Regions from separate parts of the Homo sapiens genome. Here all the other regions are linked to region 4. A link is a loop called in an ENCODE intact Hi-C map of the cell type or tissue named here. Cell type or tissue: mammary epithelial cell. All regions are shown on one strand. Region 1 overlaps COL24A1 (collagen type XXIV alpha 1 chain). Region 2 holds the start of LOC107985057 (a long non-coding RNA gene). Region 3 has its middle 33 kb from the start of CCN1. Region 4 has its middle 32 kb from the start of BCL10.

Region 1 (8,000 bases), 710 kb after region 4:
AAAAACATAAACAAAAACAAACAAAAAACCTTATCCAAAAATTACCTTAACCAACAACTCAGAAATTATTTTATTAGTCCGCAGTCACTCTCTCACTTACTTTTCAAAGAACTCCTGCAGCTCCTTTCTCCTGCACAGTCCCCTTACTCTTGAGATTTAGTTTCAAGACTAAGAAAACAGAGACTATCCTATCTGACCTCTTTCAACTTCTTTCTTCTTTTGAAACAAATCCCTACAGTTATGCTGTGTATAACTCATTTATTTTTTACCTTCCTTGCTTTCAAGAGAAATGAATTTGTATATAAGTTGTCCTCTAAATGTTGCTTCAGCTGCAACACTCAAGTTTTTATACTGATTCGTTCTCATTCACTTCTAAATATTTTCTAATTTCCATTGTGATATTTCTTCTCTCCAGACCATAAGTTACTAAGGAATGTATTTTTCAGTTACCAAAATTTATTTTACTGACTTTTTATTATCAACTTAAAACTTAACTGCACTGTAGACAAAGACTGTAGACTTCTAGGGGTGAGTTTCCAGGTGTAGTATTTTTAAACTTTGTTTTAATTCATCTGTTACATTGCTTCATCTAATACCTTTATGCAGATGATTATATAAATATGTATCTCTAGTCTACTTTTCTGAGCTTTAGGCCTACAGTTTTAAGACTCTTATTAGACTAATTTTCTATTTCTCCTAAAGGCCTTTGAACCCTAACAGATTCAAAGCCAAAACATTATTTCCTGCCACTCTGAATCTCTTCCTTCTCCTCCTCCTCCTTTTCCTATTTTCTATTTTTGGAATGATGATCCACATTCTACCCAACTTTTCAAGCAAAAAGTGTTCAAATTGCCTTTTATTCCTCTCTCTTACAATTGGAATGAACTGTTTTATGTATTGTGAATTATATTTTCTAGTTCTCTCTTTAAGCTATCCTTTCCTTTCTATTGTCACAGGACCTCATCATCAATCCCCTGCTCTGCTGCACCATCCTTCTAAATAACCTTTAGTTCATCTCCTTGGCACTCCTCCTTCCCTTCTTCTCTTTTATCCTTCCCCCTGCTGCTTTGCATAAAGCACAACTCTGATAATTCCTTTCTCTTGCTTAAATATCTTTGGTTAACGCATACAGGATAAAGTCTGAATTTAGCACAATGCATAAGACCCTTTACCTGAGTAAAATTCATCCACTATACAAGCAGAAAGTTTTCAGGCTTGGTTTGCTACCAAATATACTATTTAAAATTCTTGGACCTGCAAGTTTATTAAAAGCCTAATGTTGACAAGGATTTGGATAAAAGTGTTGTCTCACATATAGTTGCCTATGTACTATATTTTTATGATCAAGAAAAAGTTATGCTCCTTGAATTAGGCCCCATTTCCCAAAACAATCTAGCATCAGTTCTTGACAGAGTACAGGTTACATTTTTAGCCCCATGAAAAAACTTAATACAGGTGAAGAGGAAGGATTGGTACTCTGAAAATGCTGGGGCTCAGGACCTTATATTAGTGGTGCTAAAATCAGAGATAATGAGATAATGTTTTCAGTGTTGATGGATATTATGAAATTTTAAAGGGAAGAGAGAAATAAATAAACATCTTTAGAAGACCAAGTAGTAAGTGAAAACATGGCGCATGCATCCTTTAACCAAGCTTTATGAGAAAGAAGAAAAATGACTCAAAACCATACTTATAGCAAGGAGGTAACATAGCCATTTCTAGTGTACATATCACCTGTAACTGCAGTAATAATAGGACAATACAGTCATAATAATAACCTTTAAAGATAATGAAAATTAAAATAGATTCTGTATCCTCAGTATGACAAGGCAGTAAATACTATTCATTCCAGGAAAGCTTTCATTAAAAATGATTAAAATAAAAATTGTAGGCTCATATGGAGAAGCTTATACTAATCTGAAGTTTTAATTACTCAATTTCCTTCCTATCAGAATGCTGAGATCAATATACTACTGTATTTTACTTCCTATTACCTCTCTATTGGTAAAACTAGCTACAATGAAGTTTTGAAGACTCTACTTTTTCTTTTTTTTTTTTTTTTTTGGAGACGGGGTCTCATTTTGTCACCCAGGCTGAAGTGCAGTGGTGCCACCCCAGGCTCAAGTGATCATCCTACCTCAGCCTCCCGAGTAGCTGGGACTACAGGTGTGAGCCACCATGCCTGGCTAACTTTTAAAACATTTTTTCTTTTTTTTTTTTAGCAACAGGGTCTCACTATGTTGCTAGGGCTGGTCTAGAACTCCTGGACTCAAGGCGATCCTCTCACATCAGCCTCCCAAAGTGCTGGGATTGCACCATGCCCAGCCTGCTTTTTAGATTTTTGAACTGTCAATACCCAATGTGTTTTGAAATCATACAGTAAGTAAGAATAGGCATTTTCTAAAGAAATCAGCCAACCTTGAAGGACAGCTGTGAAGTAAGAAGTAGATCTTATGGTTTACAAAGAGAGGGAGACAGCATCAGTACAGCAGTAGTCTTAGAAACTCTGCCTACTACTCTGACACTATGACATTATTGCTCTAACTTATTTATTCTGATGCCAATTATTTTCTCAGCCTTCTGCTGAATCTATGACTCTAAATTAAATATGTATGTACACTGATATGTGTGTGCTTGCGTGTATGTGTGTGTGTGTAGGCACACACAGGCACACACATATCAATATGGGCATATATTTTTGAAACTAGAGTGAGCTTCAGAAGTTTCATCTCCATGTAGTATATCTTTGACTCATAGGTCTGACTCATAGTAGGATTTTTTAAAATCCAAATGTTTTATCTCAGAAGCTTATGTTCTATATAGACTTTTAGAAAAGAAGGCCACTGTATATCAACCATTAAACCAAAGTCAAAAATTTTAAAGTATATACAAACAAATTTGATATATGTACTACAGACTTAATTGTATTTATTTTAGAATACTGTATGAGATTTAAATGATATATGGATATAGCAATAATTGGAAACATTTTGCATTAATAATTCAGTGGAGTTTCTTTCCTGAAATTTGGTTCCAAGCCTCAAGTACTTGTTATTAATAGCTGTGCAGAACAAATAAATCAGCTGTGATCCTAATCAGTGTGAAAATGTGGCTAATGCACTTTTCTGTTTCCCTAGGATCCCTGTTGCATACCTCGTGACATAACAGAAAAAATGTAGTCCAAACTATTTACGGAGATCTAAACTTTAAAGAGGATCTTTCTTAAGCTTGCTATGTTGAAACATGTTTTATCAAACAAGTTTAATTTCCACCATTTTGTTTCAAATTTATTAACTTTCCACCAATATTTTACCTCTGGTCCTGGAGGGCCAGATGGTCCTTGGAGTCCTGGGTCACCTGTTTGGCCCTAAAATGGGGGGGGAGGATCAAAGTATAAACATAAACTTAATAAACACAATTAAAAGAAGAAACAGGCATATGGTAAACAAATAGCAGTCAGTCATTATATTATCATGTCAAACAAGGTTGTAATGACTTTTTAGAAAAATTTGTAACCATCATTACTGTAAAAGTTTTTAAATAAGATGTTTATGGGTTTAATATACATTCACTCAAGTGTTAAGTGATACAAACAAATTAATGAGTCAAGTGCTCAAATCAAGAAAAGAATTGTATGTTTATATGTGTTTCACAGAGATAAGACAATAAAGCTGGACTCAACAAGATAGGGAATTCTAGAGGAGAAACTGCTTTTATAAATAACCACAGTCCCAGGGCTGTCTCTGAAAATTCCTCTCTCCTTTGATACTGTAAGTGGCCTGAATTAGTAATTAAGACTCACCTGGATTGAAATCCTTGTTGCTTAATCTCTCTAAGCCTCAGTTTTCTCATCAATAAAATAGAAATAATAATTATAGTACTAACATTCTCAAAGAGTCATTGGAGAGTTAAATTAGATAATATATGTAAAGTGCTAAGCACAATGTCTGACATATGAAGTACTCATTAAATGTCAACCAATTTTACAATCATTATTCCTTCTCTTCACACCCTTTCTGCTTTCCTGGCTCACACATAGAATTCCTAGACTGTTTTCATCCTTTAATTGAAGTTTTAAGGATTCAGTTTCAGTATCTCTGAAGCTAGTTTCTGACATTCATGATAAAGATGTGAAATCAGGGTTAAAGGAGAAAGTGACAGGAAAGAGAAGTAGGTATAAAGCCTGAAACTAGAGAAGGCTAGCAATGCTCTCGAGAGATGAAAGTTTGGAAAGGGAGGACAGTAGTCTGATATATCCATTTTCATAAGAAAAACTATTGCATTCATTATTTCTGTCATATTAAGTTTCTATATGAGCTTCAAATTTAATTTAAATAAGCCTCAGATCACCTAAACTTGCAAGTTACAATACGGGATTGCCCATTTTCCAAAACCTAAAGCACAGTTTCCAATATGCACTTAATTCATTCTCAGTGCTGAGGTATCTGGACATAAAACAGGACACCATAAACTACTGCAATCAAATCCAGAGAAAGGCAGTGAAATATTATGGAAAGGCTCATTTAAGTTTCCCTTTCCAAATAAACAAAAACAAAATCTGTGATCCATCAGAATCAGTATACTGAAGTTCTTAAAATGACAAGCATCTCTCTTTAAAGAGATAGAGAAAGGGGCGAGGGGCTCTCATTGGAGCCCTCTAGTGGCAAAATCCAACCACAAAGCTAAATTTCTAAGCAGTGAGGATAAAATAGCAATACCCTAGGGCTTTGTTTTCAGAAAAGCTGATTGACAATCACATATTTAAAAACAGAAATTGTGTAATGATTTTATTTGATCTTCAGAATAATTCTTTGTTTTGTAAAATTTTGATTGCAAATTTCCTATGAATGTCAATTTTTCTTTATAAAAGCTGACATTTTAAGTAACTTATAGATAACTAATATTAAATAAACCTCTACAAATGACAAAAATCCCTAGCTAAAAAATGGATAGGGCATAACAATTGTGTTTGTTTTCTTGGTCTAAAGGAAAGTGTATTTACGAACAACCTCAGAGTGGTAGTTTTCTCTATTTTTTTTTAAAATACTTGTAGAGCAAAAGCTTCCCTATTCAAGAACTGTAACAACTTTCCAAATCAGGACATTCCTTCTTATATCTTGAAAATATTATTTCATGTTACAACTTAGATCTACTTGGAAACAATATTAGTTAGTAACACCAACCTCTTAGGTAACAGAAAATTAAAAGTAGGATCTATAAAATAGGGAAGACATCCTTATGATGTTGGCATTCTTTCCACGACAGTAAACAAACATTTTAGATAGGCATTAACTTATATAATTGAATGTGGGAGTTTGTTTCTTAATATAATAACTGATTCTGCATAAGCAACTTTTCATCAAACAAGTGTCTCCTTCTATAAGAAGGAAAGGTTTCCTGGTCAAACACCTACAGTTTTTCTATTAATAATATATACAGCCAGGTGCAGTGGCTCACACCTATAATCCCACATTCTAGGAGGCCGAGGTAAGAGGATTGCTTGAGGCCAGGAGTTTAAGACTAACCTGGGCAACAAAGCAAGACCTGGTTTCTACAATTTTTTTTTTTTTTAATTAGCTGGGTATGGTGGTGGACCTGCAGTCCTTGCTACTTGAGAGGCTGAGGTGGAAGGACCACTTGACCCCAAGAGTTGGAGACTGCAGTGAGCTGTGATGGCACCATTACACTCTATCCTGAGCAACAGAGGGAGGCCCTGTCTCTAAAAATTTTTTTTTTAATTAAAACAAAAAGATACAAACAAGTAATAAATACAACAAGAGACAAAATACAAGGCTATCTCACTAATTTTAATTCATGAATGCTTATCTTATCTTCGGCCCAAAGTAGTTTTCAAAAGTTTGATAAAACAAATAAAAAAAAATCAATTATCTCCCTACCAAAGTAATTCCTGCTGACATTAATTTTCTTTATTAGAACAGTACAGAAAGGTGTAAAATGAGTAAGTAAAAGCCTCACTCTCACTGTCTCTTGCTCCCTGCCCTAAAAGAACATCATTAGCATTTATTGTGACTTCTTTCAGGAAAAAAATACTAAGGGCTTTAAGATAATGTGTTAAAGGTGAAACAGGCTCTCTGCCTTTTCTTTAGCTTACACTAGGAGGAATATTAGTAAGTACTATGTCTAAAAGAGAAAAACATCATAATCACAGGACTATAAGGAACCTTACATATGATATGGCCTAAACTTTCTTTTTTCATTCTTTCTTTTTTTTTTTTTTTTTTTTTTTTGAGATGGAGTCTCACTCTGTCGCTCAAGCTGGAGTCCAGTGGCGCAATCTTGACTTACTGCAACCTCTGCCTTCTGGATTCAAGCGATTCTCCTGCCTCAGCCTCCTGAGGAGCTGGGACTACAGGTGCCTGCCACTATGCCTGGGTAATTTTTGTATTTTTAGTAGAGACAGGGTTTCACCATGTTGGTCAGGGTGGTCTCGAACTCCTGACCTCGTGATCCACCCACCTCAGCTGCCCAAAGTGCTGGGATTACAGGCGTGAGCCACCGCACGTGGCCCTAACTTTCATTTTAAACATGAGAAGCTGGTACCATGGTGGTTAAATACCCAAGGTGATAGCCAGTAGGTTAAGTGCCAGAGCTGGGACCAGAATCCAGGTCTTTGTCTCTCTAGCCAATGATTTTTTTACTCCCATCAACATGTTATAAATATAAATTTAATCAAAGAGTAAGGAACACTAAAATGGTTTGCCTTGTGTAAGCACGATACTTGACTCTAGTTTTCTCAAAAAATTAATTGTAAAGCACAAAAAAATACTTATATTATTTATTAGTTAATAGTGCCCTTAGAGCATGTATTGTATCATTTCATCCTATTTGGTCAAGCGCTAGAAAAATGTCACATTATTTAAAAAAAAGAATATGTAAAAAGTATCTTATTTTGCCAATCACTGCAAATATCAGAGAGTCTTTATATGGTTTAGAACCATCCTTGAAAAACAGAAGTTGTTTGTTAGCTTCATGACCTAGTCTCATGATCCAATTTATGCACTCTAGAGTTTCTGAGATTCAACTCAAGGGTACAAGGGAGGGTACACGGCTTATTAGGTTAAGCCCTTATGGCAATAAGCCCAGGGCAAAGAACTAGTATAAGCAAAGGTCACCACTAACATTTCATCGAATAGATGCCAAAAATTGTTCTTTGGGTTAAATAATTCCTAAGAGATGTATATAAAATACTGTCACTGTTAGAAGTCACAAAGAATGGGGTAAAGTTCTGTAATTTAATACTGCTTCCTGAGATTAAAAAAATAAATAATCCTGAGATGGAAGGGTAGAGTTAGAGGGAACACAATGAACTGCTCAGGAACATAACACAATTATTTTTTAATGTATATTTTAATGTGACATTAATAAATTATAATCCTATATGTATTTTTTGTATGTATAATCATCTCTACCTTTTTCATAGAATTGAATCCTATATCTAATTTTTTCTATCTGTAATCACCTTTACCTTCACAGAGTTGTAATCAATATTAAACTCCTAAAACCATCTTAAAATATTAAACCCTAAAACAGTATGGCACAGTAGCTAAACGCATGAGCTCTGACATACCTGATTGCCTAGGTTTTTCTGAATGGTCACCTACTAAGTAGGTGGCCACCCAGGTGACCTTAGATGTTTTCTAACACTGTGTCTCAATTTTCTTAATATAAAAAATAGGAATAATAATAGTACCAACTTTGTAGGATTGTTGTGAAGATTAATTTAGATGTATAGTCCTTAGAATACTGCCTGGTATTGTGTAGATACTCAGCAAATGTTAGCTATAATAATTATGATTTTTAATATTTAGAAATATATTTTCTCAAGTTTTAACCATTTTATTTAAATAGCTTTAATTATTAAGTAATTTTAGATTTATAATTTTTTGAGTTTTATGTTAACAGCAATATAAGGTATCTTTTTCTTTCGTCTAATTGATGTCCAAGGGTCAGGAAAAAAAATAAGGATTTAGAATATTTTG
Region 2 (8,000 bases), 320 kb after region 4:
ATATTAGGAAAATCAGTCATAATTGAACTCCCAAAGTCAAATTACATCTGATGTTTATTCTGGGATTCATATAATTGTTTTTGGCCAAAAGTATTGAAAGATGCCAGAACTATATTCTTTTTTTACTTTTGTTTCCTTTATTTCTTCTAAAAAAAAAAAAAACAACAAACTTAGGATACATGTGCAGAACATGTAGGTTTGTTACATAGGTATACGTGTGCCATGGTGGTTTGCTGCACCTATTGACCCGTCCTCTAAGTTCCCTCCCCTGACTCCCCACCCCCATACAGGCCCTGGTATGTGTTGGCCAGAACTATATTCTGTTGATTTTGTACCAAATTTATCACACTAGGAGTTGCAAGTAACAGAAAGAACTGTGACCAAACTATGGAAAAAGAAATTTATTAGGAGACTATTTGGAGTCCATTGTTGTGCTAATTAATGGGTGACTGGTCACCAGGAACCACTACCGCAGTCTCATAGCAGGCATGGTATGGCTGGTAGGTCACCTCCACACAGCAAATGTTTTAAGTTTCTTGGTCTCTGTGCTCAAGAGTTTAATTCTAGGGGGAAAGCATTTGATTGGCCTAATGTGGGCCTCAAGGGAAGGAAGGCTTTTAATGACAGCCCCCAAAGACTAAATCCAACGGGAAAGAGATCTTCCTTTAAAAGGAAATTGGGGTATTGTTAGGACGTGAAATGGATGCTGGTCAGAAAAAACAAAACAAACCAAACCAAATTATCCCTACACTAAACTTACCAATTGCCTTTTCTTCTCTTTACCTTGTAAACCTGTCAGTGCCCAGTCACTGTAGACAACCTCACCGGCAACATGCTGCCCACACCTAGAATAGGAGCCCATGGGGCAGAATAATGGAGACCGTCCCATTCCTTACAGTTTGTATAATGCTTGCTCAAGTATATTGAACTCTGCCAGTCCTGGAATCAAAACATTTTAGTCTTAGAACAAGAACTGAGAGGTTTTCATACTGACTTTCACTCATTCTCCATTCTCCTTAATTCTCCTCAAATGCATAGAAATCCTGTGTTTCATGTGTTCATTCATTCTTCTATGCAACCACTATTTATGGATGGCAACCCTGTGCTAGACATTGTTCTAGGTGCTGAGGAAACAAAAGTGAAGTGGAAAGACATATCTGCCCTGGTGAGGCTGGAAGGAGCAAGCAAGGCTGGAGTTGGACTTTAGATCTTATCTGAAATGCAATAGGAAGCCACTCAAAGCTTTTGGGCAGGCAAGAAACATGATCAGATCATATTTTTAGACACATTATGCAAACTGGTATATAGAGAATGGACTGCAAGGAGAAATGAACCAGGCCAAGAGGCCAGTCAGAGGACCAGTGTAGTAGCTAGATGAAAAAAAAAGATGGTAGCCTGGACTAGTTTGGTGGCCAAAGAGATAAAGAGATGTGGACAGAATGAAGAGATATTTCTGAGGCAAAATGAATGGGGTGGGGTAGGGGGAGTGGTGGTAGTACAGGAAAGAAAAGAGTCAAAGATAACTGATTTTTCTGGCATGAGTGACCAAGTAAATGGTGACTACAATGGGTAACCCAAGAGGCCTTGGCTAGAGGGCAAGCAGAGTAAAGGATGAATTACCTTTGGGTCAGTCTGAGCACATGTGCAATTCTCATGTCAAGTATGGAGTAGACTGTCTAAATCTGAAGCTCAGGAGAGAGATCCAGCATGTGAAGTCACCAGTGGCTACAAGGCCAAGGAGTTAGAAGACACTGCCCAAGGAGAGTACAGATTGAACAGAGAGGGATATCAACACTGGACTTACATATTTTAAATGAAGAAACTCCGGAATATTTTGCCTCAAAAACTGTGACTTCTGTATTCCACGGACCACTACATTAATTTTTCTCTTCTATTGCAGCTTTTTATAGTCTTCAACAACAACCAGTCCCTACATTTAAGAAGGTTAATAACTGAGACAGCCTTCCTGGTGGATCCATCATTTGGCCCAGCTTGTAGAAAGATTCCCAACTAGCTCTAATTAGTTCCATCTTATTTGGAGGCAGAGGTATTCCTCATCATACCCATATCCTCATATAAATTGTCCAGGTAAGTTGCCCACCTTTATTTCAAGGGCTTAGAGATATGCAGGGCCACTGGACCCAGGACTGCACAGGGTATGGGGTGGTGATGGTGGTAAGGTGGAGCTTACCTTTAAAGACAGCCCAGCCCTGACTGAGTCCCTTCTACTCTATTCCTTATTCCTCATGGCAGATTTAAGGACCCCACTCCCTCTACCCAGTCCTCTCTGGTCCTACTTGCCCCTCTCCTGGCTGTCTTCCTTACCCTAGGGCTAAATTATACAGTCATTGGATATGGAAAGATTGTACTTTGAGTCTTTATTTCTGTTCCCATCTGAAGTGCCCTAGGTACCAGGGAGAAAGAAGACGAAGAAGGACATATACCAGAAGCACATTAATAGGCTGCTGAAAAACTCTGCCACACTTTCAGATGACAGGTCACCTACAGATAAATGATTCAAGGATCAACCAAGTTCTGAAGTTTTTTTTTGTTTTTTTTTTTTGGGATAGAGTCTCACTGTGTCACCCAGGCTGGAGTGCAGTGGCGTGATCTCAGCTCACTGCAACCTCTGCCTCCCGAGTTCAAGTGATTCTCCTGCCTCAGCCTCCCAAGTAGCTGGGATTATAGGTGCCTGCCACCAGGCCTGGCTAATTATTTTTTGTATTTTTAGTAGAAACATAGTTTCACTATGTTGGCCAGGCTGGTCTTGAACTCCTGACCTTGTGATCCACCCGCCTCAGCCTCCCAAAGTGCTGGGATACAGGTGTGAGCCACCATGCCCGGCCAGTTCTTAATACTGCCAGGAGTGCTTTAGAAGGCTGGGAATATGGGGCGAAAGATTAGACACCCAAGCTGTTGAAAACCACACAGAGTTTCAGTAAATATATGCACAATTTGAAAAATATATTTGCAAAAATCTAGGTGTCTCCGGTCTAGTCCTTCCTATTAATCAAATAAATTACCGAGCTTCATGGCCCAGTCTATGATCCTAGTTCTGACCGCTGCTGCCCGTAAAGGCCTCAATGAATTCCTCTCTGAGCTTCCAGACTTCCTTGGCTGGTGACTTGTTCCTCTTGGGACAGCTTTTGCTTGAGCTGAGCAGCCTGGCCCCCAGCTGTGCAGGGCCCTCTCTCCGGTGAGAGGAAACGCTTTCAGCTTAGTCTGTTAACACAAACATTCAAAAGCAAACATTCAAAAGCCACAGATCATGTTCGCATAAATAAAATAGGATTGAGAAAAGCTTTGCCCCAAGAAACCAAAGGGGTGTTTAAAAAACAGCTCTTGCTTTCCAAGTAGGCAGGCAGCAAAGCCACAGCAATTCCAAAGGTTTGTGTGCTTGGTAGAGCTGGGTGGCTGCAGCCGCAGGCCTTTGAAGAGGAAATGCCATCCCTGGTACAGGCAGGCGGCCAACCCATGAGTCCTGAAAGTACCAGAGAGAAGCAGAAAGCAGGGGAGCACAGTTAGGAAGTGAAAAGGGAGAGGAAGGCACCAAGGAGATAAATGAGGAGACTCTTCTTATCTAGAGTTCCCACCCCAGACCTAAGAGCTACAGGACAGAGGAACTCACTGTGCCTGACAGAGCTGGGGCCTGGTGAGTCCTAGGTGGCGGGCACAGCCCAGAGTGACTAAGGCTGTGAGGAGGGGTGTGCGCCGTCACTGAGGGGTGGAGAGGGGTGGTGGTGTCTGGGCTGGGAGATGCCTTTGCTTTGAAAGCTTTGGAGGAAATTAACTTTACAAGGTGCCTCCCTGTCTCCCAGAGTTATTAAAAGAAAGGAGGGAGCAAAGAAGAAATGGAAAAATGGTAATACCTCAGGAAGGGCTGTGTGATCCCAACTGGAGGAAATGGGAGGCAGATGAAGTGACGAATGTGCAACCTCTCCTAAGGGAGGAAGAGCTCTGAATGTGACCTTGTGCAAATGGAAAAAAAAAAAAACAAACAAACAAAAACACACACAAATCCAACAAGAGCCAGTGTGACTAACGAGAAAACACACACACATGCAAACACACACACATACAGCCCTTTGAAGATCTAGAAATGAGTGACTAATTAAATAGCCTAAAAACCTCCAAGTGCATAAAGTTTCTGTCAGTACTCCTGTTTCAATAAAGCAGCAGTGAAAGCCCATAGAATGGCAGGAGTGGATGAGTTACTATAAATCATGGGGTCACCAGAAGGTATAAATCTGGGAGTCTTTGAGAGTCATTATAGTTTGGGCTCATAGATAGATATCTAGGCATTGATTGCTCTTTCACCGATAAAGAAAACAAAGTACTGGATCTAAAAATTCTTCTAAAAAAAGAGAATTCAACTGAAGCTACATATTTCATGGAGCATGAAGCCAGCTGTTTTCCTGCATGTTAAAAAATAAGTATTTAATTAAAAAAAAAAAGACCTCTTGCCTGACCATAACCAGATCAGGCAAGGCCACCTTGCCTATGAAGGCTAGAGTGTCCGTTATGACCTTGCATGTGTTGGTTTGCGCAGTTTCTGTTCTGAGGTATGTCAGTGAGGATACTCAGTGGTGTTGTCAGGACAAGGTTAGGACACTGTATTTAAAAGTTGAATAATTTCCTAAATATCTTTTAATCTCTCCTTGATCCATATTAAGCTCACTAATATTTTCAGTCTATATCAATCTCTTGAGTACTAGGTTCCATAAGGTTACTGCTTCATTCACTTTCTACATTTTTGTGTATCCTGAAGTTACTTTAGCTACATTTCTAGAGAAGCCCTCATGCTCTACCATTCTCAGATTTAATAAATTGGCTGATAGAAACAAGATCCCCCCAAAAATCTCAACAGACTGGAATGATAAAAAGGATTAAGAATAAATTAGGAATTTTGAACTGAGGTTCAGTAATCAGCCAGTTAACTATGGAATGATGGTAAAAAAAAGATGGATGCTGCCACTTAATGGTCAACCATGGGATGTGGTGATCTCAGGCTGCTTTAATGGAAACATAAGGTCCAGGACAAATGGTGGATAGCGCCAGCTTAATTCTACCTTTCAAATATATTAAGTTATGTTCCAGACACAAAGCTTTAAACGGTACAAGGACATTTGAATATTACATCAAAAAAGAATGATGAGAACATGAAGTGATTAAAAACCATAGTCCAGGCCGGACGCAGTGGCTCACGCCTGTAATCCCAGTACTTTGGGAGGCCGAGGTAGGCAGATCACAAGATCAGGAGTTCGAGACCAGCCTGGCCAACATAGTGAAACCCCATCTCTACTAAAAATACAAAAATTAGCCGGGTGTGGTGGTGCACACCTGTAGTTCCAGCTTCTCGGGAGGCCGAGGCAGGGGAATCGCTTGAACCTGGGGGGCGGAGGTTGCAGTGAGCCAAGATCGTGCCACTGCTCTCCAGCTTGGGCAACAGAGTGAGACATTGTCTCAAAACAACAACAAACAACAACAAAAACCAATCAAACAAAAAAAAAAAACCGAGTCCATGAAAATAGACTGTATGTCTGTGTGCGTGTGTGTGTGTTTCTGTAGGGAGAGGTGGAGAGGGTAGAGTAACTGTCTTGACACATTTGAAGGTGAGGAGTGGCTTCAGTGGGAAGAACTAGAAACAAATGAAAAGAAATTTCAAGGAACTCAGTATAAGGGGAAACTTTTCTAACTATCAGAACTGCCAGAATGGAATGTACTGCCTCAAATGATAAGTTTCCCATCACTGCGGGTATTGAAGTAGAGGCTGGATAACCACTTGAGAGAGATGCTTTGGAGAGAATTGTGACACTGAAGTCGTGGAAGGGTGGGGAGGTGACTTCATGATCTCTAGGGTCCCTTCCAGTTACAAGATTCCATATTTAATATCCTCACCCTTCATTCACCAACTGGGCAATCCCTAAAAAAGCCATTTATCTCTTTAAGCTTTAATATTCTTTTCAATAAAAACATTACCTGCGCCTTCACAGGTTTGATCCTTTCAATGAAAGTCAAAACCTGTGACTTCACAGGTTTGATGTGAAATACTAGTTATATTCTTCTAGGACTCATAATAATAATGTTTATTAAAATAAAAAATGTTAATGAAACACCTAAAAATCAATTTGCCTGTCTCCTGACGCACATTGCGAGGCCCTGACTAATTGATCTTTATGGTTCTTTTGGTTCTAAAAGTCTACAGATCCTGTGGTTCTGCAGATTTCAATTATAGAAGACAGGACTTTGGAAAACATGAAAAGACCACTTAAAAGAGGTGCTCATTTGAATTTCCTCACATCATCTATATCACGTGGGAAACTTTGTTGTTGTTGCAAATGAGAGAAGAGCATTCCAGAATGACTACAAAATACGAGCAAAATGTTGTTATTAGGATCCATCTCTCAGCTCTGCTTCTAGGTTGATTTTCAGGCTAGCTCTCCCTGTGGCACCAAAAATGATTACAGTAGTTCTAAAGCTCACGTCCCTCCATATAAGTAAGCCCAATGAAGAAGAGAAGGTTGAGTTCTAGCATTTCTAGCAAAAATCTAAAAGCTCTCTTTGGTATGGATTTACATTTCCACCCCTGAATCCATTACTGTGGCTAAGAAGACAGAAATGGAAAGGGGGGTATCAATCCAACCAAACAATATAGTTGAGAATGAGTGGAAGTGGTTCTCAAAAGAAATTTTGAATACCAGATAGAAGGAGCAGGCAGTGGTGAACAACAGTCTAGCCTTTGGCTGCCTAACATCAATCTATAACTTCCACACATACAACAGTCATATTCCTTCCCCAAAGGGAAATAATATGAAATCTCATCTGGTTACTGAAGCTAGATCCAAGTCCAGTATTTCTATGTTGATGTGTAAATCATGTCAAGTGATTCTTTGTCGTTCAGTGATATGTGGGTAAATAATTTTAACCACACCCTATATATAATAAGAGAGAGAAGACAGAATTGCAATAAAAATTCCTAATTGCAAAGAGAAGAATGTGAAACATCCAATGGCCATCAGTCCTTGTACATACTACAGTCTTTGTGGACATAAATGGCCAAGACTTGCGTTTTGCAGTGACATGAAGAACTGGGGCTGTCTTGCTTTCACTCTCCTAGAGGATCTCCCTTGTCTACTATTATTTCTGTGTGAGAGCCTCTTCAGAGGGCTGCACGGCTTCAGCAGCCCGCTGCTTGTTGGTGTAAATAGAGGTATATGTATGATGGGGGCTAGGACTCTGAGGACTGATTTAGGGGTTGGGCAATCATGGAGTATTGTTTTCAGAGTTGGGGGTTTCTCCGTGACAGAAATCCCTCATGATTTTAGTTGGCTCCCATCTATATGTTTCTGGTTGTGATGGTTAATTTTATGTATCAACTTGACTAGGCCACAAGGTGCCCAAATATTTGGTCAAGCATTATTCTGCGGTTTCTGTGAGAGTACTTTTGGAAGATATTAGGATTTAAATTGGAAGACTGAGTGAAGCAGACTGCCTTCCCTAACATAGGTGGGCCTCATTCAAACAGTTCAAGATCCATATAGAACAAAAATGCAGACCATCTCTCAAGTGAGAGGATTCTTCCTTCCTGACAGTCTTTGAACAGAAACATCAGCTCTCAAGGGTCTCCAGCTTGCCAATAAACCCTCATCTTGGGACGTGGTAGCCTCCATAATTGTATGAGCCAATTCCTTATAATCAATCTCTTTCTCTCCATATATATAAATCTTATTGGTTCTGTTTTTCTGGAGAACCCCAACCAACACTGGTCAATTTGACGGGTTGGTAATAAAAGTTAGAGATCTACTTGATTTTATTTTAAAATTATTATCTACAATACAGGTTTCAGATGGCTATTAATTAATGGCTCCATAGTGGCCTCTGTTTCAGGTCAATACAAAACAAAAAGCTGGAGAGGGGAGGAACAGCTGCTTTCCCTTTGCTGGAAGGCTACAGGCCAGCTGCATCTTTTCAAGGGGCATGGATGTCCCATTTGACAGGGT
Region 3 (8,000 bases), 310 kb after region 4:
ATCCTCTTTTTTACTCACCCACAAGAGGCCTTCCAACTTGGCATCTCACATCATGATACCGCCTTTGTCTGGGAAGCTCTTCTCCTCTTTGCATGGCTCCCTCATGGCTGCTACAACCTTCTCGGAATTGTCAACTACTCAGAGAGGTCTCCTGTGACTTCTCTATTTAAACAACCCCACCACCATCACCATTCTCCACCCTGACACCACCAGTGTCTGCCCAACCCTTAGCACAATGTCCAGCACACAGTATTTGATCAATACATGACGGATGCGTGAGTACATTAGGTACGTGCGCATGCACACATATGCATGTATTCTCCCCACAAAGTATAAAGGGGATGGTATTACAGAGATAATTCTGTAATTTGCTTTCCTACTTCACAACATATAATAAAAAACAATAATGATAATATTTCTTAAGCACTTATGTTCCAAGGACTATTCTAAGCATTTTACATGTATTCTTTCATTTAATTCTTACAACAGCCCCTTAAGGTGGTACTAATACTACCCGACTTGCCAGATAAGGAAACAAAGAAATGGAGACATGGGGAGGTTAAAACACAGCTTGCAAGTGGTAGAGCCAATACATAAATTTACACTAATCGTAAAATGGCTGTTTAGCCTTAATTCACATATTAAAATATTTTGTGGCAAAATATACTCAACATAAAATTTATCTTTTTAATAATTTTTAAGTGTACAGCTTAGTGGCATCAAGTATATTCACATTGTTGTGCAACCATCACCACCATCCATCTCCAGAACTTTCTCATCATCCCAAACTGAAACTCAGTACCCATTAAACATTAACTCTCCATGCTCCCCTTCCTCCAGCCCCTGGCAATCACTATGTTATTTCCTGTCTCTATAAATTTGAGCACTGTAGGTCCCTCATAGAAGTAGAATAATATAGTATTTGTGCTTTTGGGATTGGTGATGGGTTTGTTGCACTTAGCAAGTCTTCCTTATTAATTAATTAATATCTAATGAATAATTTTATTGAGTAAAATATTTGAGTGCATGATACAAAATTCAAAAGGCATAGAATAAAAGAGCAAGTTCTCCTTCTACCTCTGTCTCTAGGTACCCCAGGGGCAACCACTCTTCCTAGTGTCCTTCCAAAGATGTTCTATGCATGTACAATTACATTATTTGTATGAGTCATATATGTATAATATATGTATAGCATACTATACATACTGTTTTGTTTCTTGCATTTCCCATTTAACTCTATACCTTGGAGATAGTTACATGTCAATGTACATGGAACTGCCCCTCAGTAAACATAATTTACATAATGTATCCAGCTGTACACTTATAGTATATTCACTTTGTATGTATGTTTCAACAGAAACATAATTTACAGTTCAAAACATAAATTATGTTTTTCTTGAAATATACATACAGAAAGTGAACAGCTGGATACATTTTCACAAACTGAACATACCCCTATAAACAGTACCCTGAAGAAGAAACATTACCAGCATTACTAGTTTCCCAAGTCTCTCATTTTTTATTCCAGACGTTACTCACTGTCACCAATGGTAACTACTCTCCTGACTTAACAGAATAGATTAGTTTTGCGTATTCCTGTAGTTTTGTTGTTGTGGTGGTTTGTTTGTCTGTTTGTTTGTTTTTTAGAGACAGGATCTTGCTCTGTTGCCCAGGCTGTAGTGGCACAATCATATCTCACTATAACCTCCAACTCCTGGGACTCCTGGGCTTAAGTGATCCTTCTGCCTCGGCCTCCCAAACTGCTGGCATTAAAGGTGTGAGACACTGCACCAAGCCCTGTTCATGTAGTTTTTATGAAAATAATCCTGCTGTATACACTCTTATGTTTGGCACATTTCACTCATCCTTACACCTATGAGATTCACCCACGTCGCTGACCTTCAGTTGATCCTTAACAACATCTTTGGATAGGTGAAGGCCCTTGCAGCTGTGGATGAGCCCAGCTGGCATGAGGTCTTACATGTCATACCCACCTTCTCTCAGTCTTGCCCTCACAACCTTTGAATTTCTATAAAGTGCTTTGTAAATGCCTTAAAGAGTCCACATGTATCCAAAATTCATCTCCAGATGTATCTAATGATGAAAACCAGCAGCCCGGAGCTGAGGTTTGTGTAAAGTTACATCAGAGTGAGGAGGGGGGAAGGAGCACAGCCTTCCCATTCTGATCAGTGTCTCTGTGGCCACAGCTCAATAAGACTTGCTTTTTGAGGCCTCATCCACTCAGCCCAGAACTCAAATCTCAAATTCCCCAAACATGAGGAATCATGACAAAGCACTGGTTTGCATTCTCTTGGCAAATGTTACTTTAAAAGTAGAGTCAAAACTACTTCCAAGTAAAGAGCAAAGCAGCTTTAACCAATATCAGCAAAGGGTCTAAGAAAAAAGATGTGGCTAATGTATTCCGTCTGTTTGTTTGCTTTCTTGTGCCCTAAGACTCAGGAGAAAATATCAGTTTGGGAAAGAAGTCATAACACATGGGGCAGGAACAAAATACCAACAGAGCGAAGTTGCACACGCTGTCCAACCTGGTGGCCTGCTTATGAATTTGAAATCCCAGACCTTCACATGAGTCCCCAGCCTCACCCCATCCCTAGCCTGGCACAGACAGGAATATCTATTTCCAGATATGAGCTGTTACATAGCAGAACCAATCTGTACATCCGTGTGGGGCCAATCGTCAGTGCTCTGATTGGCTCATCAGCCAACATGCAGGGCTGCATTCCTGTGGTTCACCCTTCCAGAAGGGCCTTTCCCAACACCACATGCTGCCTGTGCTGTGTCCAGCAGGAGAGGGGGAGGCAAATGATGTGTCTCATGGCACCACAGGCTCTGTTTTACCAGAATAATACTGTTCTTTGGCCCACTGCATCCGTTCTCCCCACATGGGCCTTTTCCTCACGTGGACCCTAAAAGACCACTTCTCTATTTACCTGCCAACCTGTAACAGATAATTATAGTGGCTGCCAGATATCCCTTCAAATTGGTCATGATCTCATTCGGTTATTCTAGCAGCAAAAAAGTTACAGAAAACCCAAGATAATATTAAAAAAAGAAAATCATCCCCTGGCTTTCACCTTTCTTGTGGCAGGCAAGAAAAGGTAGGAAGAATAAGCATAGGAAAAGAAAAGTAAGAGCTTGTGGGGCAAGTTGAAAACAAACCTTACCAAGTCCAGAAAGAATTTTCCATTTAAATGCTTTATAACAATTTTCTCTGATGAGTAGTAGAATGCTGAATAAGACATGTTACTTTTTAGTGACTTTTCAATCTGGCATCTATTGAAAGGTGTTTTATACCCACTGCAGCCAAGAGGAGAGGGTGCAGGGGAGATCACATACTCTCCCAGCAAGGCAGGGATAGAAAGCCCCTGTCACCAGGGGCTGCCGTTTCTCTGGCCCAGGAACCTGTGGAGGCTACTCCTGGATAACTACACACTGTTCAGCTGTATTGCATGCAATTATATCACATTCCTTCCTGGAAACTTCTCCAAAAAGAGAGCAGAGATGAGAAACACTCATAGAGAAAGCTTTCACTGGGGCACACAAGCTGAACTGGCAGGAATCTGAAGAAGGCAAAGCAATGGAATGTTAACCTCGAATGAGTGAACAGGAGATAAGAAAACATCAGCTGACAGAGCAAACACCCCGGAAATGTGACCTGCCTACCCTGGGAATGGCTAGAGCTCTTGAACTAGCCTTTAAATGGAAAGTTCTTCCTGACTCGGGTTTTGAAACCAAGACTGAGCAAAAGCCTCAGTCTTCATTCCTGAGATGAAGTTTAGAGTGCAAAAGATTTCGAATGCAAAAGATTTTGAGAGTTGGTTAGAGCCCGAGGACAAGCCTCTTGTGAACAGAAGTTCCAAGAGTCAACAGTAGCTGGCAGCAGACAACCTCTTCAGGCTGAAGGGTGGCAGAACCCAAGATGGCTAGTGCAGAAGACATCTGAGAGATGGCCCAAGGCTGTCCTTTGCTTTTCAAATGAGGAAAAGGTCCAGAAAGGGCTGTCTAAGGTCACATAGCTGGTTAATGACAGAGCTGGGAGTAGAGCCACATTGAGCTAAGTTGTATTCCTACATCTCTACCAATGTGTAACCCAAATCAAAATAATTGGGGGGCAGAAGAAAGGGGAAAAGTTATGGTCTTTGAAAGTCATTAGTAATCCTATCATTAGACACATAATTAATATCATTTGCCAAGATACTAATGTCTTAAATGTGAGAGGCAATGTCTATTGCACTAATGAGGTGACTGGTACCATGGCCATTTATGGCAGATATATTTTTTCAAATTTAAGACTTTAGCATACACATATACATATGGAGAGAGAAAGAGAGAGTTGATTTACATATATATTTCCCATCTAAACACACACCTTGACCATTTTGCCAGGAAAATAACCAAACAACTTCCATTGAGGTATACAAAGAATGATGACAAAGTTACGTGGCTTATAGTTTAAAAAGAAAGTTTAGGCTGTGTGCGGTGGCTCAGGCCTGTAATCCCAGCACTTTGGGAAGCCAAGGTGGGTGGATCACCTGAGGTTGGGAGTGTGAGACCAGCCTGACCAACATGGAGAAACCCTGTCTCTACTAAAAATACAAAATTAGCTGGGCGTGGTGGCACATGCCTGTAATCCCAGCTGCTCGGGAGACTGAGGCAGGAGAATCACTTGAACCCAGAAGGCAGAGGTTGCAGTGAGCTGAGATCGCACCACTGCACTCCAGCTTGGGCAACAAGAGCAAAACACAGTCTCAAAAAAAAAAAAAAAAAAAAAAAAGAAAGACAGTTTAAAAACAAAATTGCTTGGGTCCCTCCACCTTGCCTTTTCACTCTCTATTAGTTTTTAAAGAGTGGCTTGAGTCACAGTGAAGGTGGAGAAAAAGCAGAAGCAAAGACAGAAGCCCATTCAATCAGGACTACATATGCCCTCGCAGGTGAGGAACAGTTGGCCCAATTGTGAAGTCTCCAGGCTGGGGCAAGGAGGGAAGGCATGCCCAGGAAAAGCATGGGTGAGCTGGGATAGTTTCTATGCTTATTTCTGAAGGCCCATCAAGGAACCAAGAGAAACTAGAATGTCCTGTTGAGGGAGGATGCAGACTTTTTCCCTCATTGTTTCCTAATGTAGGTTAGAACACTGATGGTCTAGAACACTGAAAAAGATCTTTTGTATTCTATTCAAGATAGATGAATGACAGTACAGTCACAGCCAGTTAGAGCTAGAAGGACCTCATAAGTCACCTAGTCTGACATCTTCATTTTCCAGATCAAAAAATGGGGTGCAGATAGATCTAGCAACTTGATTAAGGTGGCCACAAGCTCTCAGAGTGTGTTTTGCCAACCTCTAGTGGGTATATTGGGGCTGGGGGGTGGGGTGCACAGACAGCAAGCACTCCAACAGGTCTGTAGATCTTTCAAAATGCAAGCCAAAATGCACAAAGGTGTGTGCAGAGTACCTCCCTGGTTGGTTTCATAAATTAACTTGAAAATTAAATTGTTACAATTATAATAATTATCCAGTCTTCCAAAAGTATTCATCTGGAGTGTAAGCACTTTAAACATGATCTTCTGTTCTCCTAAAGGTGCTGGAGCATGGGAAGGCTAGCCCGCTGCCAGCCACATGGAGTGGGAGGATCACGGAGCCTGAAGCTGAGAGGCCACAGCACTGCACCTGACATATATTACCAACTTGCCATGCAACTTCATCTCATTGACTCCGCATTCCCATTTTTTGGAGTGGATCACCTGCAGTTCCCTTGACAACTGAGTGTCTGTATTTTTCTGTATCGTCCAGTGTGATGACAACTGTCTACACAACCAAGTCTGGCCAGCACTGAACACACTCAGCTTCCCCACAGTGCTCCAAGTCTCAAAGCCCAAACTGCAGCCAAATCTTGGCAGTGTTGTCCTCTGGTCAGGCCAGAGCACCTTTCTGAAGGACCTTTCTGAACATTTTTAGACCATTCGATGAATGACCCTAAATTCTTGGCGCATAATTGGGACTGCTGCCATCACGCCAGAAACATTTATTAAGCACTTACTGTGTACAGTGCTCAAGACCTGCCATCTTGTTTCCATCTTGACAACAATGATGCACAGTAGGGGTTGTCATTCCCCGTTTCAGAGAAGAGTAAAGCTCAGCAGTGGCCCAGTAACTTGCCCAAGGCCACACAGCTACTGGGTGGCAGAACTGAATTAAACCCTCCACTTTTTGACTCTAACACCTTTGCCTCCCTCCTTAGGGCGCAGGCACACCCAGCCAGGCTGAGAGGCACTCAGGCACTCTCGAACTTCATGTTTGTCATGCATACATATGACTTCCTTCGACTTCTCTGCAAATTTCCACCATATGCATTTCCATAGCAACATTGCAACACAAACACGGTGTAATCTTTGTCCACTGCAGTACATAGCTTGAAAGGTTTTTTTGTTTTGTTTTGTTGTTTTGTTTTAAATAAAAAGGAGCTGCATATGTTTACAGCTGACCTAGATCCCATGGCAACAAATAACAGATATAAACTTGGGTTCTTTTCCTTTCCTTTCCTTTCTCTAAATCTTTTTATTCTTTTCTCTTGTATGGTAATAGTTTAGAACATCAAAAACTGGGTTGCACCATTTGCGATTAAGCAGGGCCCCTATTCGGTGACCGCTGCGCCGCCAGCCTGGCGCGGGCCTCCTGCAAGACAATGGCCACGACCTGACGCGCGAGCGCCAGCCCCAGCCCGGGAGTCACGCCGCTGGCGCTTGACGCACGCGGAGACCCGGGGGCCGTGCCCCAGCTTTGTGGAACCTGAGGGCGGCTCGGGTCAGGTCGGTCCCCGCGGGAGGACAGGCGCGACCCGTCCCTCAGGACCGACGGCGTGTGGCTGCGGGGGCATGGGGTGCCCCTCTCGGCCCGGTCGCTCCAGCGAGGGGACGCTGGTAAGTCCCACCCCTGCCATCGCCGCGGGCCTCCTGGGCACGCCCGGCCGCGGGCCCCAGATTACCCTCCCGGCGACCCTCCAGGCGGTATTGCTGTCAGACACATTTTACAAATGCAACCCTCCAGCCTAACGAAGGCCAGCACCTGGCCCACGCCCACAGGCTGGGAAGGGAGAGTGCAGGGATTAGAATCCAGCACTTTTTAAAGATTTTGTTTCACTCTACTTCCCGTGGCTCCTCGCCCCAAGGGCACTGTGGAACTATCTCTGCCCAGGATCACTTATCTGAAGCCGGTGTTATGCTTCCTTCCCGGGCAGTCCCTGGGTGCAGCTTCCGGACGGGCTAGCTTGGGAGGCATTCCTTTCCCTGGCTGATGCAGGAAGGTGGGTTTGTCTGTCTGTGGTCCCTGGTTCTCCCCTCTGATTCTCCCTCTTCCCAGAGCCCCAGCTTTTAAAGGCTTCATATTCCTGACAAATGGAGATCCACTGACATGAAGAAATTCTCAAGCAACTAGGCAACTGGGATTGTGCAGGGGCTTGCCCCTGATCCTATAGTAAAAGGTCCAGCCCTCACTAGCTGAAGGTGAGGAGGAATTTCATTGGGGAAATGTCATTCTTTGTTTCACTGTCATGAATCCAGTGAAACTTATTATCACCAGAAATGCCCCTTGGCTGCTTCCTCGCTGAAATTGTGCTGAGGTATCTGATGGCCCACTGAGGTAGTGGATAGGAGGTTGGACAGCCAAGTGGTGATAAGAAAACCTACCATTTCGGTAGTACTCACTCGGTGCCAGGTGCTCTGAGCAGCTCTCTATAACACTGCCTCCTCACAAACCCCAAAGGCAGGATTATTATACTATTATATAGTCATAATATTAATATGAATATGATACTATTAATAATAAATTTATTCTTGCTTACCACGTGAGGGATCCAAAGCTTGAAGAGGTCACCTATCCTGTCTAGATCCCACTTCCGACTCTAGAGCCTGTCCAGGAGTGATTTCCCCATAGAAGGGAAAGGGGGCTGCTCAGCAGAGAAACAGAAATAAGATTGTGCCAGGAG
Region 4 (8,000 bases):
TTCCCTCTCCCTCTAACTCCTTGTAAGTAACTTGCTTAGGGAGGGGCCCTTCTGAGGGGAGGGGGTGTCACCAAAAGAGAAATAAGATGTTGACAGCCAAGGCCAGGGACATCAAGGCCAGACCCACTTACTCTATAGATCTCTGCAGGCCCCCTCTTTACTTCAGCTGAGTGTGGATGAATAAAACCAAGCATGGTGACGCTGCTGAGACACTTCAGGTCTCATGGTCAGGAGGGACAGCATCTGTGGATGAGCACTTGAGGGAGGGTCTAAGTATACGCTGGCATCTCTGCCCACCAGGAACCATGATTTCATCTTCCTCATCTTTTTCCTCTTCCTGCTTCACTTCCTCACCTGCAGCCTCTCCAACATCACTGTAATCATTACAACTGTTAGAACTGTACCATTGAGCACCACCAGGGCCAGATATCCCACATGCATCTTCTGTTTTTAGCCCCGACTCCAATCCCAGGAGGTAGGTATTATTGTCTCTATCTTTTGAGAAACTGAAGCACAGAATGGTAAGGACCTACTTCATACTGTTGTTGTAAGGATTAAATGGGATAATTCACATAAAAACATCTGGCTCAGTGCCTGGCAAACAGAAAGTACTCAATAACTATATTAGCCTTTATTGCTGTAACAGAGAAGAAAACCAAGGTTTAGAGAGGAATGGAGATTTGTCAGTGTTGGCTCCAGAATTCACATAGAGGAGGGGTTTATCGTGGTGACGGGGTGGTGGGGGCACTGCTCAGGGAATTGCCTTGATGCTGTGTTTGCATGAAAAGCACACATATTAACTTAGATTGTGATAAAAAATACCAAAAAATTCTCATATGGTTATATTTATACTTTACATAAGTGTGAGAACTGTCCATCACGATAATGATTATTATCATCACTTGGGACAGCTTGGGAACTCATGGAGGTCACAGCTGTTTAACATCCCTCCAAGCTTCCCTTTGGTGCTACCACAGTAATGGGCCAAGCAAGTAAATGACAGAGCCAGGATTTGAGAGCAGCTCTGATTCTAGGTCCCACATCTTCATTGCTACCCAGTACGGTCTCTGTGAGCTGGCAGAAAACTTGGCTAACCAGAGGTTTGCTTTTCCCTCCCACCTGAGGAGCTGGGGGTTGCTGTGCTCCCTAAGCTTCTGTGAAAGCTCTGTACCTACCCAACAGCTTCTCTTCACTTGCCTGTGACTCTCCGTGGGGCCTTCGTTATTTTATTTTATTTTATTTTTTTGAGACAGAATCTCGCTCTGTCACCCAGGCTGGAGTGCAGTGGCGCGATCTTGGCTTACTGCAACGTCTGCCTCCAGGGTTCAAGCGATTCCTCTACCTCAGCCTCCCAAGTAGCTGGGACTACAGGCACGCACCACCACGCCTGGCTAATTTTTTGTATTTTAGTAGAGACGGGGTTTCACCATGTTGGCCAGGATGGTCTTGCTCTTCTGACCATATGATCTGCCCACCTCAGCCTCCCAAAGTGCTGGAATTACAGGCATGAACTACCGCACCTGGCCCATTGTTAATATTTTTACAAGCAAAACTGAGGCACAGAAACCCAAAAGGTAGATTTCTCTTTCTTGCATTTTCTGAGCAGCAGAGACTTTTTAGTAGGTAAGTACAATTAAGTCGAGCCGGATCTCTTCACTCTGCTCCAGATTGTTCTGGAAACCTGTCTCCCAGCATTAGGGCAGCTCTCCAGTCAGCCCAGCAGGCTTGCTAGGTGTGACAGAGTCCACCTAATCAGAACTTTTTTTTTCTTGTTTTTACCTCCAGTAGGAAGAAATCAGAACTTTCATCCTCCCCTGGAAGGGCCCAAGGTGCTGTCATAGTCTCCTGACAGACAGCAGTAATTGTACAGCCTTCCTGGCTTTCCCCCCAAGGAGTCCTATTGGTTTTGACAGTTTCTGGATAACTGTGGTGACAGGCAGCAAGATTGGAATTTTACAAAGGTTTCTCAAATCTGTTTGAAGAGAATATCAGGATACCAGTTTGTAAAAGCCTGTCTCTGATCCTGACCACAGGTAAGAGTAACTCTTAGTTAGCTCCAAATGAGAATCTGAGCCCGCCCCATCTCTGGGGAGACAGCTGGCTGGCTTCATTCTCTCCCTCACTGATGGGTCTATTCATCTCTGGGTCACCAAATATTTACTGAGCACCAACTATGTGTCAAACATCATACTTAGCACTGGGGATGCAGTGACCTACTTGGCTCCTAACTCTAGGAGCTCACTGTCCTCTATAAAGGACATAGATGTATAATGAGACAACTACTATATGGCTTGGTGCAATCTCGGCTCACTGCAACCTCCGCCTCCCGGATTCAAGTGATCCACCTGCCTCAGCCTCCCAACTAACTGAGATTACAAGTGTGCACCACCATGGCCGACTGCTTTTTGCATTTTTAGTAGAGACAGGGTTTCGCCATGTTGCTAGGCTGGTCTCGAACTCCTGACCTCAAGTGATCCACCTGCCTTGGCCTCCCAAAGTGCTGAGATTACAGGCATGAGCCACTGTGCCTGGCCTGTATTTTCTTTATATTGGACCCAGGTATGTGCATTTGTTCATTTGTCCATTTTTGCAGTTTTAAAACATCCTGAGCACTTACCATTTCCTGTGTTAGTTCTTGTGCTAGATACCAGGATCTTGTGCTAGAAAAGGCTGTTTCTGCCCTCAGCCTCTACTGTCTAGTGGGAGAGCAGCCTGGCACAAGCAACCAGAAGGTAGCGTGGCCGACAGGTGCTGCTACTGCCAACTGGGAGGGCAATTGCATGTGTGCACTTGACTGGGCCATGGGGTGCCCAGATACTTGATTAAGGTGATTTTGTGTGTGTCTATGAGGGTGTTTCTGGTTAAGATCACCTGTGAATGAGTGGACTGAGGAAAACAGAGCCCTCCCACTCCCAGTGTGAGTGGACTTTATTGTCTGTTGAAGGCCTGAATAGACTGAGAGGCTGAGTAAGGATGGATTTTCTTTCTCTGCCTGGCTGCCTTTGGGCTGAGACATTGGTCTTCCTCTGCAATCAGATTTGAACTGGAACTTACACCATCATCTCTCCTGGATCTGCAGTGTGTTGACGGCAGATCTGGGACTTGTCAACCTCTATAATCCCATGAGCCAATTCCTTATATTAAGTCATATATATTGCATATATAGTAATTCATATATATGAGATATATATTTTTTCTATTGGTTCTGGTTCTGTTTCTCTGGAGAACTCAGAGTAATACACTAAGCAATGGTGGGAGTCCGTGGGAGCCCTGAAATGTCTTGCGAATTGAACAAGAGTGCACTTGCAAATTCTTTACGCATTTGAAGCCTAGACTAGGGCAATGAGGACTGAGTAAGACTGCAGAAGGGTCTAGCTGGCCTCCTCCCCACCCCTCTCCTCTCTCCTCCTCTGTCCTCTGCTTCCCTCCCTTCCTTTCTCCTTCCCTCCTCTCCCCTCACTTCCCCTCGCTTCCCTTCCCTTGTCCTCCCCTCCCCATTGCCGTTCCTCCCTTTCTTCTCCCTTTCTCTCCCCTTGCCTTCCATGCCTACTGTAGGCTCTCATTATTCTTAGATTCTTTCTTTTCCCCTGAAACACCTGCTACCAGGTAAGGGTCAGATGAACGTATTTCACACTAAGATATAAATAACTAATTAGAGTGTTGCTACCCATACCTCAACCCTAGAGCTTGGTGATTTTTTTTTTTTCCAAAAAGGGAACAATCCCTTAGCTAAAGAGCCGCTGCTCCAGGGGAGGAAACGTAGGCTTGGGCCCAGAGATAGGTGGCAGCAGGGGTTTCTGGCCACGAAGCCTTCAGGCCTTCCCAGGTCCCAGCGTGTGTGGATCTTAAAACACCCCCTGCCAAGGGCTTTGATTCCAATTTTGGTTTCAGCTAATTGGTTTCAGCTGAGGTGGGAGAGGCCACGCCTCAGGATCTGCCTAGGCCAGGACTGGGAATGGGTCTCCCAGGTGACTCCGCGGGCCCATAGGCAGGCAGATCCTGGGAAGACGCCCTTTACTCAGTAAGGAGGGCCCAGGCGTCCAAAGCCCACCAGGGGGCAGCGGCGGCATTCTTAGCCCCACTTCTCCGCGCTCAAAGGCCGGCTGAGAAAACGCGAGTGACTACCCGAGGGCGCTGTTACTCCACAATTTTTCTGCAAAAGCTAAGGTCGGCAAACATGGATATTCGGATTTCCATTGTTTTTGAGGCTAAATCAAAAGATGCCTCTGGGGAAAAGGGGCAACATGCACTGTCGGATCGGCATTCATATGGAAAAACAGAGGTAGGAAACATTTTATACATTTTGAAGATACTTTGATGTGCAGTAATTTTGAAACTTTCGTAGGGCACCTGTTTTTCAATGGGCGGTGTAGAGTAATGCTGCCAAACACAGAGTTTGAGCCCTAGTACCACACCCACTAGCGGTGTGACTTTTCCTGGTGACTGAGTCTCTCTGGGCCTCAGTTTTGCATAGGGGACTTGTTCCGCCCCTCCTTGTCCTAGGTGTAAATGCTGCGTTGGTGTTGCACTCATAGGCTCACCTGGCCAAGGACCAGCTTCTGTCTATATTACTCTCAAACTTGCCACTTGGAGCATATTTCATTCTCATCCCCTTTGCCTTCACACTGCTATTCACCCCAGTTCAGAAGGGCAGAGCAATGGCCAAAATGTAAGACTGGGGTTGGGACTGTGAGAAGAAAGGAACAATTGCCAGTTAGCAAATTATTATAATGGCCACGTGGGCTCCAGGGCTGACATAATGAGGAGCTTGGTATGTGTGGTAATTACACACACTTGAGTTGAGTCTTAGGAAAACATATAAAAGAAACGTTATTTTCTTTTTTTCTAAAGGCTATGAAGGTAAGAAGCATTCCATAAGCAATTATTATGCAGCACTATTTCAAGGGTTGGGCTCTGTCAATGAGTTTTAACCACTAAAGAAAAGGAATTCTAATTGGGGGCGAAGGTAGTTTTAGGAATGGCAGCTTCGGAGTTTTGTACTGACAGGTGCTGGTGAAAAGCTGATTAATCCCATTCAATACTATAATAGGCTACATTTGTATAGCACTGCATAGAGTACCAAGTACTTTTATATAAATCCTCTCATTTGATGTTCCCAACCACCCTTTGAGATATGAAGAGGACAAAGAGAATTATTGCTGTCATTTTAAAAACCAGCTTTATTGAGATATAATTCATATACCAAACACTTCACCCATTTAAAATGTGCAATTCAATGATTTTATGCACGTTCACAGATATATGCAACGATAACCACATCAATTTTCATCACCACAAAAAGAACCCTCTACCCTTAGTTATCACTCCCTTTTCCTCCCTCTCCTCCCTCCTTGCACCCTCCCCTCCAAAGCAATCACTATTCTATTTTCTGTCTCTACAGATTTACTTATCCTGGACATTTCATATAATATGTGGTCTTTTGTGACTGGCTTCTTTCACTTAGCATAATGTTTTCAAGGTTTATTCATGTTGAAGCATGTTCAGTACTTCATTCCTTTTTACACCTGAATAATATCCCGTTGTATGGATATTTTTGTTCATCTCTTCATCAGTTGGCATCCATTTCATTTATCCATTCATTAGTTGGTATACACGGGTTGTTTGCACCCTTTGGTTATTTTAAATAATTGCTGTAAACATTCATGTACAAGCCTTGGTGGGGGCATATGCTTTCATTTCTCTTAGGTATATTCCAGGGAGTGGAATTGCTGGATCATATGGTAACTCAATGTGTAGGTGTTTGAGGAACTGCCAGAGTGTTTTCCACAGTGGCTACATTTGACATTCTCATTAGGAGGGTATGATTTCTCCACCTCCTTACCAATGTTTGCTATTACCTGACTCTGATTCTAGCCATTCTAGTGGGTATGACGTGATATCTCATTGTGATTTTGATGTGCACATCCCCGATGACTGATGATGTCAAACATCTTTCTCATGTGGCTGTTGGCCATTTGTATATCTTCTTTGGAAAAATGTCTCTGATCCTTTGCCTGTTTTCAAACTGTCTTTTCTATTATCAAGCTGTAAGAGTTCATTATGTATTTTAGATAGAAGTCCCTTATCAGATATATAATTTGCAAATGTTTTCTCTGGTTCAGTGGGTTATCTTTTCAGTTGTTTGTTTTTTAAGAGATGGGATCTCACTTTGTCACCCAGGCTGGAGTGCAATGGTGAGATCATAGCTTACTGCAGCCTCGAACTCCTGGGCTCAAGGGATCCTCCTGCCTCACCCTCCCGAGAAGCTGAGACTATAGGTGTGCACTACCGTGCCTGTCTTTCCTTTTCTTGACAGTGTCTTTTGAAGCACAAGTTTTAAATTTTGATGTTGTTCAATTTAGTTTTTCTTTTGTTGCTTGTGCTTTTGGTGTCATATGTAAGTGGCAATTCTGAGGTTATGAAAATTTATCACTAAGTTTTCTTCTGAGTTTTATATTTTAGCTCTTATATTTAGGTCTTTGATTCATTTTGAGTTACTTTTTGTATATGGTGTGAAGAAAGGATCCAACTTCATTCATTCTTTTGCTGGATATGTGGGTATCCAGTTGTCCCAGCAGCAGTTGAGAAGACTGTCCTTTCCCCTCTGAATAGTCGTGGTACCCTTGTTGAAAATCAGTTGACCATAGAGACATGGACTTATTTCTGGACTTTCAATTCTATTCCATTCATCTATATGTTTATCTTTACGCCAGTACTGCATGGTCTTGATTACTGTTGCTTTTAAAGTTTTGAAATTGGGAGTGCGAGTCCCCCAAGCTTATTCTTCTTTTCAATATTGTTTTGGCTATTTGAGGCCCCTTGTAATTCCATGTGAAATTTAGAATCAGCCTGTCAGTTTCTACAAAGCAGCCAGCTGGGATTCTAATTGGGCTTGCATTTAATCGGTTTATCAACTTGAGGAGTGTTGTCATCCTAACAATATTAAGTCTTCTAATACATGAACATAAGCAGTTTTTCCATCTATTTAGATATTTAACTTCTTTCAACAATGTTTTGTAATTATCGGAGAATAAGTTTTGGACTTTTACTAAATTTATTGCTAAGTGTTTTATTCTTTCGGATGCAATTATAAATGGAATTGTTTTCTTAATCTTATTTTTGGATTTGTTCACTGCAAATGTGTAGAAACACAATTTTTAATATATTGATCTTTTATCTTAAAATCTTGCTGAATTCTTTTTTTTTTTTTTTGAGATGAGGTCTCACTCTGTCACCCAGATTGGAGTGCAGTGGTGTGATCTCGGCTCACTGCAACCTCTGCCTCTTGGGCTGAAGCCATCCTCCCACCTCAGCCCCCCAAATAGCTTGGACCACAGGCGTGCGCCATCATGCCAGGCTAATTTTTTGTATTTTTAGTAGAGATGGGGTTTCACTATGTTGCCCAGGCTGGTCTCGAAACCTGAGCTCAGATGATCCGCTCACCTCGGCCTCCCAAAGTGCTGGGATTATAGGCGTGAGCCACCGTGCCCAGCCTCATTTATTAATTTTAATATATTTTTAGTGGATTTCTTAGGATTTTCCATATAGACAAGCATGTTAAATAGAGATAGTTTTACCTCTTCCTCTCTGATCTGGATGCCTACAATTTAGCCTTTACCTCCAAGGAATCTACCAATTTCCTCTCTATTGCCTTTCACCACAACCACAACTGTTTTTGAGAGCACACTTAGACTTGAACTTCACACTCTGTTGCAAATGAAGTCAGTTCTCTAGGGAGGGATTCAGAGCTCTTCCTTCCACGGCCTGATTGTGCCCCTGGGGAAAATCTCTGAGCCATCCTCTGCGGGATTGAGGGCAGGGAAAATATGGTTCACTTCTCTCTGAATGACAACCTTGTTTTTGTTTCTCAGTGCCAGGTAGAGAGGAGGCAACAGACTCAGGTCTTTTTGGTTTGCTTCTCTGGGTTAGAACTCCTGCCCCATGAGCCAAGGCAAGGACATTCAGGCTCCCTGTATCATATTGGTACCATGCTCTCAGAG

The links. A loop is a pair of places that touch in the nucleus more often than their neighbours do. Peaks named below come from ENCODE experiments on the same cell type or tissue, not always from the same donor. Only the 100,000 strongest peaks of a DNase experiment are listed, where the experiment ranks them.
Region 1: it touches region 4 in a loop (26-fold over the local background); 32 of 110 quality-filtered maps call a loop at or near these places.
Region 2: it touches region 4 in a loop (12-fold over the local background); 2 of 110 quality-filtered maps call a loop at or near these places.
Region 3: it touches region 4 in a loop (7-fold over the local background); 4 of 110 quality-filtered maps call a loop at or near these places.

Annotation. Positions count from the first base shown.
Region 1 is chr1:86,013,838-86,021,837 of GRCh38, forward strand. It overlaps COL24A1 (collagen type XXIV alpha 1 chain), which reads right to left. Exons shown (of 60, transcript NM_152890.7): 19 at 3,314-3,367. Among named protein-coding and RNA genes, the nearest start is that of COL24A1, 140 kb to the right of the region's middle. RefSeq lists an enhancer at 2,577-2,766. In mammary epithelial cell, a CTCF peak has its summit at 4,647 (motif pointing left); no DNase peak of the experiment used is centred here; H3K27me3 peaks cover 337 bases.
Region 2 is chr1:85,625,721-85,633,720 of GRCh38, forward strand. It overlaps LOC112268231 (a long non-coding RNA gene), which reads left to right. Exons shown (of 2, transcript XR_002958331.2): 1 at 1-2,088; 2 at 2,401-4,002. It overlaps LOC107985057 (a long non-coding RNA gene), which reads right to left and starts at 5,258. Exons shown (of 2, transcript XR_001738127.2): 1 at 3,870-5,258; 2 at 1-3,222. In mammary epithelial cell, a CTCF peak has its summit at 4,957; no DNase peak of the experiment used is centred here.
Region 3 is chr1:85,609,363-85,617,362 of GRCh38, forward strand. No RefSeq gene overlaps it. Among named protein-coding and RNA genes, the nearest start is that of CCN1, 33 kb to the left of the region's middle. In mammary epithelial cell, a CTCF peak has its summit at 3,890; a DNase peak (open chromatin) is centred at 2,739; H3K27ac peaks cover 2,529 bases.
Region 4 is chr1:85,304,254-85,312,253 of GRCh38, forward strand. No RefSeq gene overlaps it. Among named protein-coding and RNA genes, the nearest start is that of BCL10, 32 kb to the left of the region's middle. RefSeq lists an enhancer at 3,933-4,433. In mammary epithelial cell, a CTCF peak has its summit at 4,056 (motif pointing right); a DNase peak (open chromatin) is centred at 4,078; H3K27ac peaks cover 278 bases.